Regions from separate parts of the Homo sapiens genome. Here regions 1 and 3 are each linked to region 2. Evidence: chromatin contacts called from ENCODE Hi-C or POLR2A ChIA-PET data. All regions are on one chromosome and are shown on one strand. The core of a region is the stretch at or near the end of the contact, and the rest is flanking DNA. Distances in the headings are between cores, read along the strand shown.

Region 1 (2,991 bases), core at 473-2,972, 530 kb after region 2:
TAAAAGAGAATGTTTTCATTCATGAGAATGTTTTCATTCACGTCAGCATAATTAACAACAGCAACAAAGAGATCATGTAAATCACAAATCATGTGTGTTGTAAAATAAATCCCAAAGGATACCAATTACGATGACAAGAAAACAGAAGAAGACCTTAAATACCATGAGGAAACAGTCAAATCCAGAAATGGGGATGCACTACAGGAAGACTGGAAGAGCCTCCTTTTAAACAAGGCAATGGGATGGGAGGAAGGGAGGCAAAGAGTAAAATTGCCCTAGGTTAAGACTCAACTACATGCAGTGAGTGGTCTATGATTGGATCCTAGTTGGTACAAACAGGTATAAAAGACATCTGTGGGACAACAGGGGGTGGAAGGATTTAAACATGAACTAGGTGTTAGGTGAAGCGCCTACACTTAGTTGGGTGTGCTAATAATCTTGTGGTTATGTAGGGAAATGTCCCCAATTTTTAGAGATGCATTAGAAACTAGAGGTGACAAGTTATGAGGTTGGTGGTTTTTACAATATTTAAAGAAAACATATGCGACAAACATTGCATAATGTTGACTTATTAAATAAAAATTACGTGTATATAGGAAATAAGGCTTTTGACAGGGAGAGACCCTTCTCTACCTCTGGACCTCGGTTTCGCCGCAAAGCTCCGACCTCTCTAGGGGTCTCTCCCACCACCCTGTGAAAGGGCTACCTAGCTTGCCTTAGGTGGATAGCAAGGGAAGGGTCCCTGGAGAGCCTGCCCCCGCCCATGATTTAGTGTCTTATCCCCACATAACATAAAACTAAGCCTGGGGAAAAAATCAGGTTGCAGGCACCGATAAGGGAACTAGCACAGGGTGTTGTGCCTAGAGATATGCCCACGGCTGCATAGATAGAAAAACCTCGGGCCCATTTGGATAAAAACTTGCACAGAACCTCCAGCTCACTCAGATAAGGGAACAAGGCCTGACACATAATGCCTTTGTCCTTTGTATAGTCAGCAGGTTCCCAGGAAAAGTTTCTTCTCCTTTTGTGGGTATGGACACGGTGGGTTCTGGTAGGTTCCGGCAGGCGCTCTACTTTCCTTTATTAGGACTATAAGCCCAGCTTCTGTGAATCATCACCTCAGCCCCTGATTGGTCCGGGGCCAAACTTTCACTTCGGCTTCTGATAGGTCCTGGGCCAAGCTAAGCAGCAGCTATGAATCATCATTTCAGCTCCTGATTGGTCCCGGACCAAGCTGAGTCAAGCGTTCGCCAGGACAGCCCGCAGACTAAGCGCATTCCCTCTCCTTTCCAGTCCATAAAAACCCCAGAACGGGCCCCATAATGGGTACTCCCGGTCGGGACCCCTTCTCTGCTGGCAGAGAGCTTTTTCCTTTCGCTTATTAAACTTTCGCTCTAACCTCACCTTTGTGTCTGCGCTCCTTTATCGTCTTGGAGGCAGGACAAAGAACTCCGGGCGTTATCTCAGACAAAGAAAGGCTGTTTAATCTTCAGGATAAGGGGCGGGACCTCCACCTACTCCACGGGGGCTTCAGGCCAGTGAATGTGTAGGGGCGGGGGTCACGCCTGCGCAGACGTTCCCTCCCCGCCTACTCCAAGGCACAGACCTGAAATCTTCTGGGAACCTGGCGGGTCGCGACAAGGGGCCAAGACTCACCTTCGGGGCACCGGCAAGCTACGGAACAGGTGGCGGGGCTGCAGCACCCCAATGACCGATCAACCGCAAAGGCCGGAAATGCGTCAGCCGTTCTGAGCCCACTGGCTGAAGCCAGGCAACTCTTTCCTTTCTAGGAATTCCAGAGGTGGCTGCTGCTTGGTGACTCCCTTATTGCAAACCCCGGGGCCAAAAATCCCAGTCCCACTGGGTGCGAGGCGGAGAAATCCGGCGAGGCATTTCTATGGGGAGCGGCCCCCAGCATTTAGGAGTTAGATGGTCATCGAGACCCAAAACATTAGAGCCGGAAGGTGTTAGGAAGATATAAACGTAGAGAGCGAGTAACAGGAGGCAATTCCACGGCCAAACAGGTTTATTTACAGGAAAAGCCTGCGAAGAGTTCCAGTTAGGAATCTGGCTGAGATCCTGATCGCTTACAAGCTGAGGCTTTTATAATAAAGTTTCTGTTGGGGAGGGGTTGGGGAAGTGCTGGCTAGTTGGAACTGTTTGGACACTTTCCAACTGGGGACAGATGTGGTTAGGGCCGTTAGGCTCTGTTGCGGTTAGAGCTGTTATGCTCTGTTGAAGCTATGGACGGGGTTGACATTTGCTTTGTTTCTTGAGAACACAGTCATCAAGGTTGTAAAATGGCATCACTATTGTTAGTCCTCACAGAAGGGACTTCATACTTTTTCTGTCTCTAATACTTACCTATTCTTCCCCGAGTCTGTCCACTTCCTCTGGTCTCTTTGACATCACAAAGGAGAGATGGTAATGGTGGGGACGAGAATACAGAGTTGTTTTTGTTGTGGTTTTGTTATTTTGTGTTTTACACTCAAACCTCTGTCTTCTGGAATCCCAAAGTCTAGAAGAAGAGCGTGTAAACAAGTAACTGCGTAAAACAGACGTGCATGTGAAATGAAGTAAAATAAAATAAGTGCTTGTAAATCGATGAGAATAGCCTCTGGAACATGCTAAGTACGTATGTAGGAAATAAATGTATGTATTAGTTTGAATTCGTGGCGTGGAAGAGAGAGGAAAACTAATGGGGCAAAACAAGACTCAGCAGGAATCTGCCAGTGTACACTGGAAAAGGAGCAAAGGAAATAAATTTCTGGGAGAGGGAATCAAATGTACAAAAGCAGAACTGGGGTGAAATCCTTTGGTACATCCAAAGAACTGGGCTGATCAGCATGACTGGAGAGTGGTATATGTGGCAGGGGCACCAGCTCTTACTTTTTTTGGATCCCTAACCAAGGAATTTGAGCAGTCTGATCAAATTTACATCTAGAAATGTTATCTTGGCAGCCATGTGGGGATGGACTGTAAGGAAATGAG
Region 2 (3,099 bases), core at 99-2,598:
CTGGCATCTTTTGCTAGCAGGCATTGACAATTAGGAGAAGGCAAGGTGTTAACTTTTACTGATCTCCCACTTTTTTTTTTGAGACAAGGCCTGGCTTTATCACCCAGGCTGGAGTGCAGTGGTGCGATCTCAGCTCACTGTAAACTCCGCCTACCAGGCTCAAGCCATCCTCCTACATCAGCCCCCTAAGTAGCTGGGACAACAGGGGCGCGCCACCACTCCTGGCTAATTTTTGTGCTTTTTGCAGAGACGGGGTTTTGCTATGTTGCCCAGGCTGGTTGCGAACTCCTGGGCTCAAGGGATCCGCCCGCCTCCACCTCCCAAAGTGCTGGGATTACAGGCATGAGCCACCGCGCCCACCCCTCTAGTTTCCAGTTTAGTCGGAAAGATTAAAAACGCCAGCCTTGTTTTCCTAGTGCTGTTTTTGGTTTTTACCTCGGGTCTTTTGTCGTGCCTTAAAATCATGTCTGGTTGCGCAAGTGAGGGAAAGGATTGGGTAAAGGGGGCGCCACCGCAAGTTGCTGTGCAACATCCAGACATCACCAGACCCACCACCTGGAGCCTGGCCTGGCGGTGTCAAACGCATTCTGGTCTCATCTTTTTAGAAACCCGTGGATGCTCAAGGAATTTCCGGATAACGTGATCCCGGATGCGCTTGACTGACTTACACGGAACGAGCAAAGCGCAAAGCAGTCCCTGCTAAGGACTTAGTTTATGCCCTCAAGCGCAAAGGTCGGACCCTCTATGGTGTTGGTAGCTATATGCACGTACCTCATGTACATTTCACCTTAAATGGCTTTCAAAGAGCTAGATTAATTTAGTGGATAGATCAAAATGATTTATGACCCCTCGCCCCCCAGTGATAGGAAGAGCGAACCAGCTCTTCTTTAGATAATAGTGAGTGGCTCTGAAAAGAGCCTTTGGGTTGGACAAGAGCTTGAGAATTTACTTGGAGCTGGTGTACTTGGTGACGGCCTTGGTGCCCTCCGACACCGCGTGCTTGGCCAGCTCCCCCGGAAGCAGCAGGCGCACGGCGGTCTGGATCTCCCTGGAGGTGATGGTCGAGCGCTTGTTGTAGTGCGCCAGGCGGGAAGCCTCGCTTGCGATGCGCTCGAAGATGTCGTTGACGAAGGAGTTCATGATTCCCATGGCCTTAGAAGAGATGCCGGTGTCGGGGTGGACCTGCTTCAGCACCTTGTACACGTACACGGAGTAGCTCTCCTTGCGGCTGCGCTTGCGCTTCTTGCCATCCTTCTTCTGGGCCTTGGTCACCGCCTTCTTGGAGCCCTTCTTCGGGGCGGGAGCAGACTTGGCCAGCTCGGGCATAATGAAACAATAGTGGCAAAACCAAAACAAGAAGTCGGTCTCCTCTTTTTATATAATAGTTTATGCGGCCGAGGTAGTGGGAAGGTCTCTGCTGATTGGTAATTATCCGTGGATGACGACAGATGCCAGTTTTGCCCAATCAAAATAGGTATCCTGCATAATCGAGTCCTATTGGTCTAAATAAAAATAAAACGTAAGCCAATCGCACAGCTTCCTTTTCGCGCCCAGTAGAGGCTATAAAATGTACGTTTTTCTAGTTTCACTTCAGTCTTTCTTGACCGTATAGATAATAGGCCTTTTGCCATGTCTGGGCGTGGCAAGCAGGGAGGCAAAGCTCGCGCCAAGGCCAAGACCCGCTCTTCTCGGGCCGGGCTTCAGTTTCCCGTAGGCCGAGTGCATCGCCTGCTCCGCAAAGGCAACTATGCGGAGCGGGTCGGTGCTGGAGCGCCGGTGTACCTGGCGGCGGTGCTGGAGTACCTGACCGCCGAGATCCTGGAGCTGGCTGGCAACGCGGCCCGCGACAACAAGAAGACTCGCATCATCCCGCGTCACCTCCAGCTGGCCATCCGCAACGATGAGGAGCTCAACAAGCTTCTGGGCAAAGTCACCATCGCACAGGGTGGCGTCCTGCCCAACATCCAGGCCGTGCTACTGCCCAAGAAGACCGAGAGCCACCACAAGGCGAAGGGCAAGTAGAAGCCTGGATTAGTTTGCAGCAACTCAATCCCAAAGGAACCAAAGGCTCTTTTCAGAGCCACCTACAATTTTGTGGAAGAACTGAGCACTATGTTTAATGTAATTTCTCGTCTTTGCCTACTTCTAAACCACTCCAAAGGTTACGTAGATCAGTCTTCGGTGTCTTGGTTAGGTAGTGACAATCTCGTTAGCTTTATAAAAAGCCTGGATAACATTAAAAGTATTAAACACGCCTTCATCTTAAGCTTAGTGGAAGAAAATTTAGTTTTTCCTAAGCTGGCATTATCCAAGTATGTTGAATTCTGTATGGTTCACCGTCGGGTTTTACTTTTAGTCTGTTGAAGCAAACATGTCTGCTTTGGGGCCAGATGTTTTCTGGGTCTTGGTAAATAACAAACCGGGCATTCGACGTTCAATCCAAATCTAGATCAACGACTTGGATTCTTCATTTCTGAGAAATATCTCTCGAATCTGTATAATTAATTGCATTTGAACATTAATGATTGAGTTGAGAATAATTATTAGACTAATTAGAACAGTTACTTATGGTGCCAGGTAGTTCTCTTTGAAGCATTTTCTGAAAATTCATTGAAATTAAAATTTCCCGAGCTTTCCCACCCCCAGCCACACAAATTGATTTCTTAGTACAGAGATGACTTAATTTGTTTCAGCATGGTAAATTCCACTTTTAAAATATCTGACTTGATGTTTTTAATCTGAATCAGATCTGGATGTACGAATGGAATAGATTCTTAAAAGAAAATGAATTACATTTCTAGAGTATTGGAAAAATAAGCTGCAATGGAATTACTTTAATCTAAAAGTGAAAAGTTCACATAAAGTTGTTTCTTTGACATTTTTTGGCCTTGAATTTCTCACATGCGAACCAGCTTTTCTTGGTTATAAAAATAGAAGTTTTTTAAATTTAAGTGGTCAAAAGATAGAAAATTGAGGGGACAGGTGTATAAGGCTGTCCTGTCCAGTATTGCAGCCACTAGCCAATTGTGGATAGTGATCATTGGAAATTCCATAGCATGAATTTTATATAAAATACACATTGCATTTGGAAAAGTCAGT
Region 3 (2,916 bases), core at 233-2,732, 560 kb before region 2:
ACGACCGCCACCATTTTTCCAACTTTACTTCACCTGCTTTTTGTTTCTTTCATCTGCTTTATTCTTACAGAACTTAGCTTTTTCTTTCCTCATTGGTATCTCTGTCTGTGTCTGTAACAGTCTGTTTGCCTGTCTCATTTTCTCCGTCTCTGTATCTACATCTGTGCCTCTTTGTCTCCATCTCTGTCTCTCTGCATCTTAATCTTTTCTACAAGCGAAACGGTTTTCTAACTGCAACAGGATGGTACCAACTGCAAGCCATTCAGAAAGGTTAGGGAAGAAAGAAAGCCCTTGGGAGGAGAAAGAGGATGTTAGACATATCCAAACTTCACTCTCCATTTCTCTTTGTGTCTGTTCTCTCTCCCAATACCTTGCAACTCATCAGGTTAGGACCCCTCCTTCTCCTCTTAGTAGCCCTCCTTGAGTGCCCTCAACCCTTCCCTACATTTGTCAGGTTTTCATCTAAACTGACTTGGAAATTTTTCCTCTCCTACCTAAAACGAGAAGGGAAAGAGGGTGGTGGCTTTCTAGAAAGTGGACGAGGACAGGGTCTCCCTTGGCCTAGGCACACATGTTCTGGGAAGTGTATGTGGCTTGGAGAACACTTGGAAACACGTCATGAGAAAACGGCCCTGGTTTCTGGCCAGATTCACCCATTCATGTCTCTGGATCCGGGTTTCCCCCAGAATGGGGAAATCTTCAGGGATTCCCAGCGATGAGGACCGACCGAGTCCCCCCTTTGACCCTAGGCTGGCTGATGTGGTCTCTGCCCGCCTGGCACTTTCCCGCCTCTTTAACATCTCCTCCTCCAGCCCCTGGATCTGCTTCGGAGGCTCCTATGCCGGCTCCTTGGCCGCCTGGGCCCGGCTGAAGGTCCTGCGACTCCTCCGGGTGGGCTGGGGGGAGGGAACTCGGACTCCAGGGCCCCAGTCTCAGATAATAGGAATACCCTCCCACCACGCCCCTACCTTCCTCCCGCGCCCAAAGAATTTTGCACAAGCTGTCCTCACAAGAGCCCGAGATTACACAGCGAGTAAGTGACACAGAGGCAGAAAGATATGCGATTCCAACCCCTCAGCCCGCAGGCTGACGGCGTCTCCTCCCTTAGTTCCCCCATCTCATTTTCGCGTCGGTCGCCTCCTCCGCCCCGGTGCGGGCCGTGCTGGATTTCTCCGAGTATAATGACGTAAGGATGGCGGGCAGCAGGTGCGGGACGGGGAGGGGTCCCAGCGGGCGGAGTCCCTTGACACTTCCGGATACCTTCCTCTGCGGTCCGCCCACAGGTGGTATCCCGAAGCCTAATGAGCACCGCGATCGGCGGGTCCCTGGAGGTAGGAGGTGGGGCCTAGTCCGAGGGGGACTGGGAGGGAAAAGAGGCCTCGGATGCCAGGGAAGAGGAGGCCAGAGAAGGGCGAAACCTGCAACGTGGCGGGGTCTAAGGAAGGTCGGAGCTCGGGGGAATACGCAGGTTTTGGAAGAAGGCGGGAGCTGACGAAGAGGAGGGGCACCAGGAAAAGAGGCGCTCCCCAGAGAGGGCGGGGTTTGGGCAGGGACAATCCTATCCGGAGGTGAGGCTCAAGGTGGGGCGGGGCCACAATGGAGGACGGGGCCTGCAGGGAAGACCCGAGAAGGAGGGCTGCGAGGCAGGGGATTGGGGGCGGGGGCCTGGGGGCGGGGGCCTGGGCCAAGAGCTAGGTCTGCACCCTCTGAGTCCCGCTAGGGGAAAGTGGGGAACCCAAGGAGGACGCAGGTCCTGGGTAGGGAAAGCCGAGGCCCAGCCTAAGTCTTGGCGGACATCGCCTCTTGCTTCCCACAGTGCCGGGCGGCGGTGTCCGTCGCCTTCGCTGAAGTGGAGCGGCGGCTGCGCTCGGGTGGGGCGGCTCAAGCAGCATTGCGGACGGAGCTGAGCGCTTGCGGGCCCCTGGGCCGCGCTGAAAACCAGGCGGAGCTGTTGGGGGCGCTGCAGGCACTGGTGGGAGGTGTAGTGCAGTATGATGGGCAGACGGGAGCGCCGCTAAGCGTGCGACAGCTCTGCGGACTTCTCCTCGGGGGCGGGGGCAACCGCAGCCACTCCACGCCCTACTGCGGGCTTCGTCGGGCGGTGCAGGTGAGCACTCCCTGGCACAGCTGGGAGGAGTTAGCGGACAAAGATTCCTGCCCCACTTCCGTTGTGTGATCTTGGGCAAGCGAGAACCTTCTCTGAAACTTCGTTTTCTCATCTGTAAAATGGGGATAACACTTCACAGGGCCGATGGGAAGATGAAATGAGGCGGGTCATGTAGAGCAATCAGCTGGGAGCCTGGCACACAGTGTGCGAATGTTAGAGACTGCGATTATTACCTATTTTGCCTATCCTGTCCTGTTCTCTTTTGGGGGGCCTGCAGGAGTGCCTGGCACATGGCAAATTCTCACTTAGTATTTTTAGAATGAATGAAAAAATGTTATCTCTGGGGATAGGGTTCTCCTAGGTACCTGGGACTGCAGCCTCTAAATCCACAACTGCAATCCAGCTGTCGCTTTTCCAGCACTGTCTGGACCAAGTGCTGTATAAAGTGCTTCACATATATTATTTCATTAAGTTCTCAAGAGATAGGCACTATTATTATCGCCACTTACAGAAAAGGAAACTGAAGTCTGAAAGATTATCACTTGCCCAAGCTCTCACAGGTAATAAGGTCTCAGTCTTCTAGTGCATTGATCTCTAACTCACAAGGACCCAGGCATCCACCCCCTCTGACCACTGACTCCCAGGAGAACTCAGGAACTCACCCTTCTATTTCTGACTTTTGACCTCTGGGGACATAGGCCTCTGCACCCTGGCTTGCTGGGAAGAGAGGAGGAATTTATGTCTTATGTATGTACATTGTTCCCTAGATTGTCTTGCACAGCCTGGGCCAGAAGTGTTTAAGCTTTTCC

The links. A loop is a pair of places that touch in the nucleus more often than their neighbours do. ChIA-PET counts read pairs that join two places held with the same protein, here RNA polymerase II (POLR2A). Pooled maps may share reads with other maps.
Region 1: a loop to region 2 is called in a map of K562, with 5 times the contacts of the local background. The contact joins the promoter of ZSCAN31 here to the promoter of H2BC13 in region 2. A Hi-C loop is called at or near these places in 1 of 168 maps with a recorded cell type or tissue (K562), 1 of 37 single-sample maps with no recorded cell type and 9 of 50 pooled maps. POLR2A ChIA-PET finds 5 or more read pairs at or near these places in 5 of 52 experiments (HEK293, WTC11, activated T-cell and 1 more).
Region 3: a loop to region 2 is called in a pooled map, with 4 times the contacts of the local background. The contact joins the enhancer-like site here to the promoter of H2BC13 in region 2. A Hi-C loop is called at or near these places in 2 of 37 single-sample maps with no recorded cell type and 8 of 50 pooled maps. POLR2A ChIA-PET finds 5 or more read pairs at or near these places in 7 of 52 experiments (GM10248, HEK293, MCF 10A and 2 more).

Annotation. Positions count from the first base shown.
Region 1 is chr6:28,334,426-28,337,416 of GRCh38, forward strand. ZSCAN31 (zinc finger and SCAN domain containing 31) reads right to left here and starts at 1,723. Exons shown (of 4, transcript NM_030899.5): 1 at 1,657-1,723. RefSeq lists an enhancer at 1,269-1,388.
Region 2 is chr6:27,806,581-27,809,679 of GRCh38, forward strand. H2BC13 (H2B clustered histone 13) reads right to left here and starts at 1,349. Exons shown (of 1, transcript NM_003519.4): 1 at 899-1,349. The coding sequence starts at 1,326. The coding sequence ends at 946. It overlaps H2AC13 (H2A clustered histone 13), which reads left to right and starts at 1,593. Exons shown (of 1, transcript NM_003509.3): 1 at 1,593-2,087. The coding sequence starts at 1,630. The coding sequence ends at 2,022. It also overlaps the pseudogene H4C10P. RefSeq lists enhancers at 54-654, 655-1,254, 817-916, 1,167-1,396, 1,737-1,936 and 1 more.
Region 3 is chr6:27,249,934-27,252,849 of GRCh38, forward strand. PRSS16 (serine protease 16) reads left to right here. Exons shown (of 12, transcript NM_005865.4): 5 at 750-873; 6 at 1,109-1,186; 7 at 1,284-1,331; 8 at 1,817-2,107; 9 at 2,875-2,916. Among named protein-coding and RNA genes, the nearest start is that of PRSS16, 3.7 kb to the left of the region's middle. RefSeq lists enhancers at 819-868, 999-1,068, 1,209-1,578, 1,849-2,369, 1,959-2,128 and 1 more. Within about 2 kb of position 1,483, at least 19 of the 41 ENCODE cell types and tissues checked have a DNase peak (open chromatin) inside an H3K27ac peak, as active enhancers do; they include PC-3, where a contact is called at or near this core.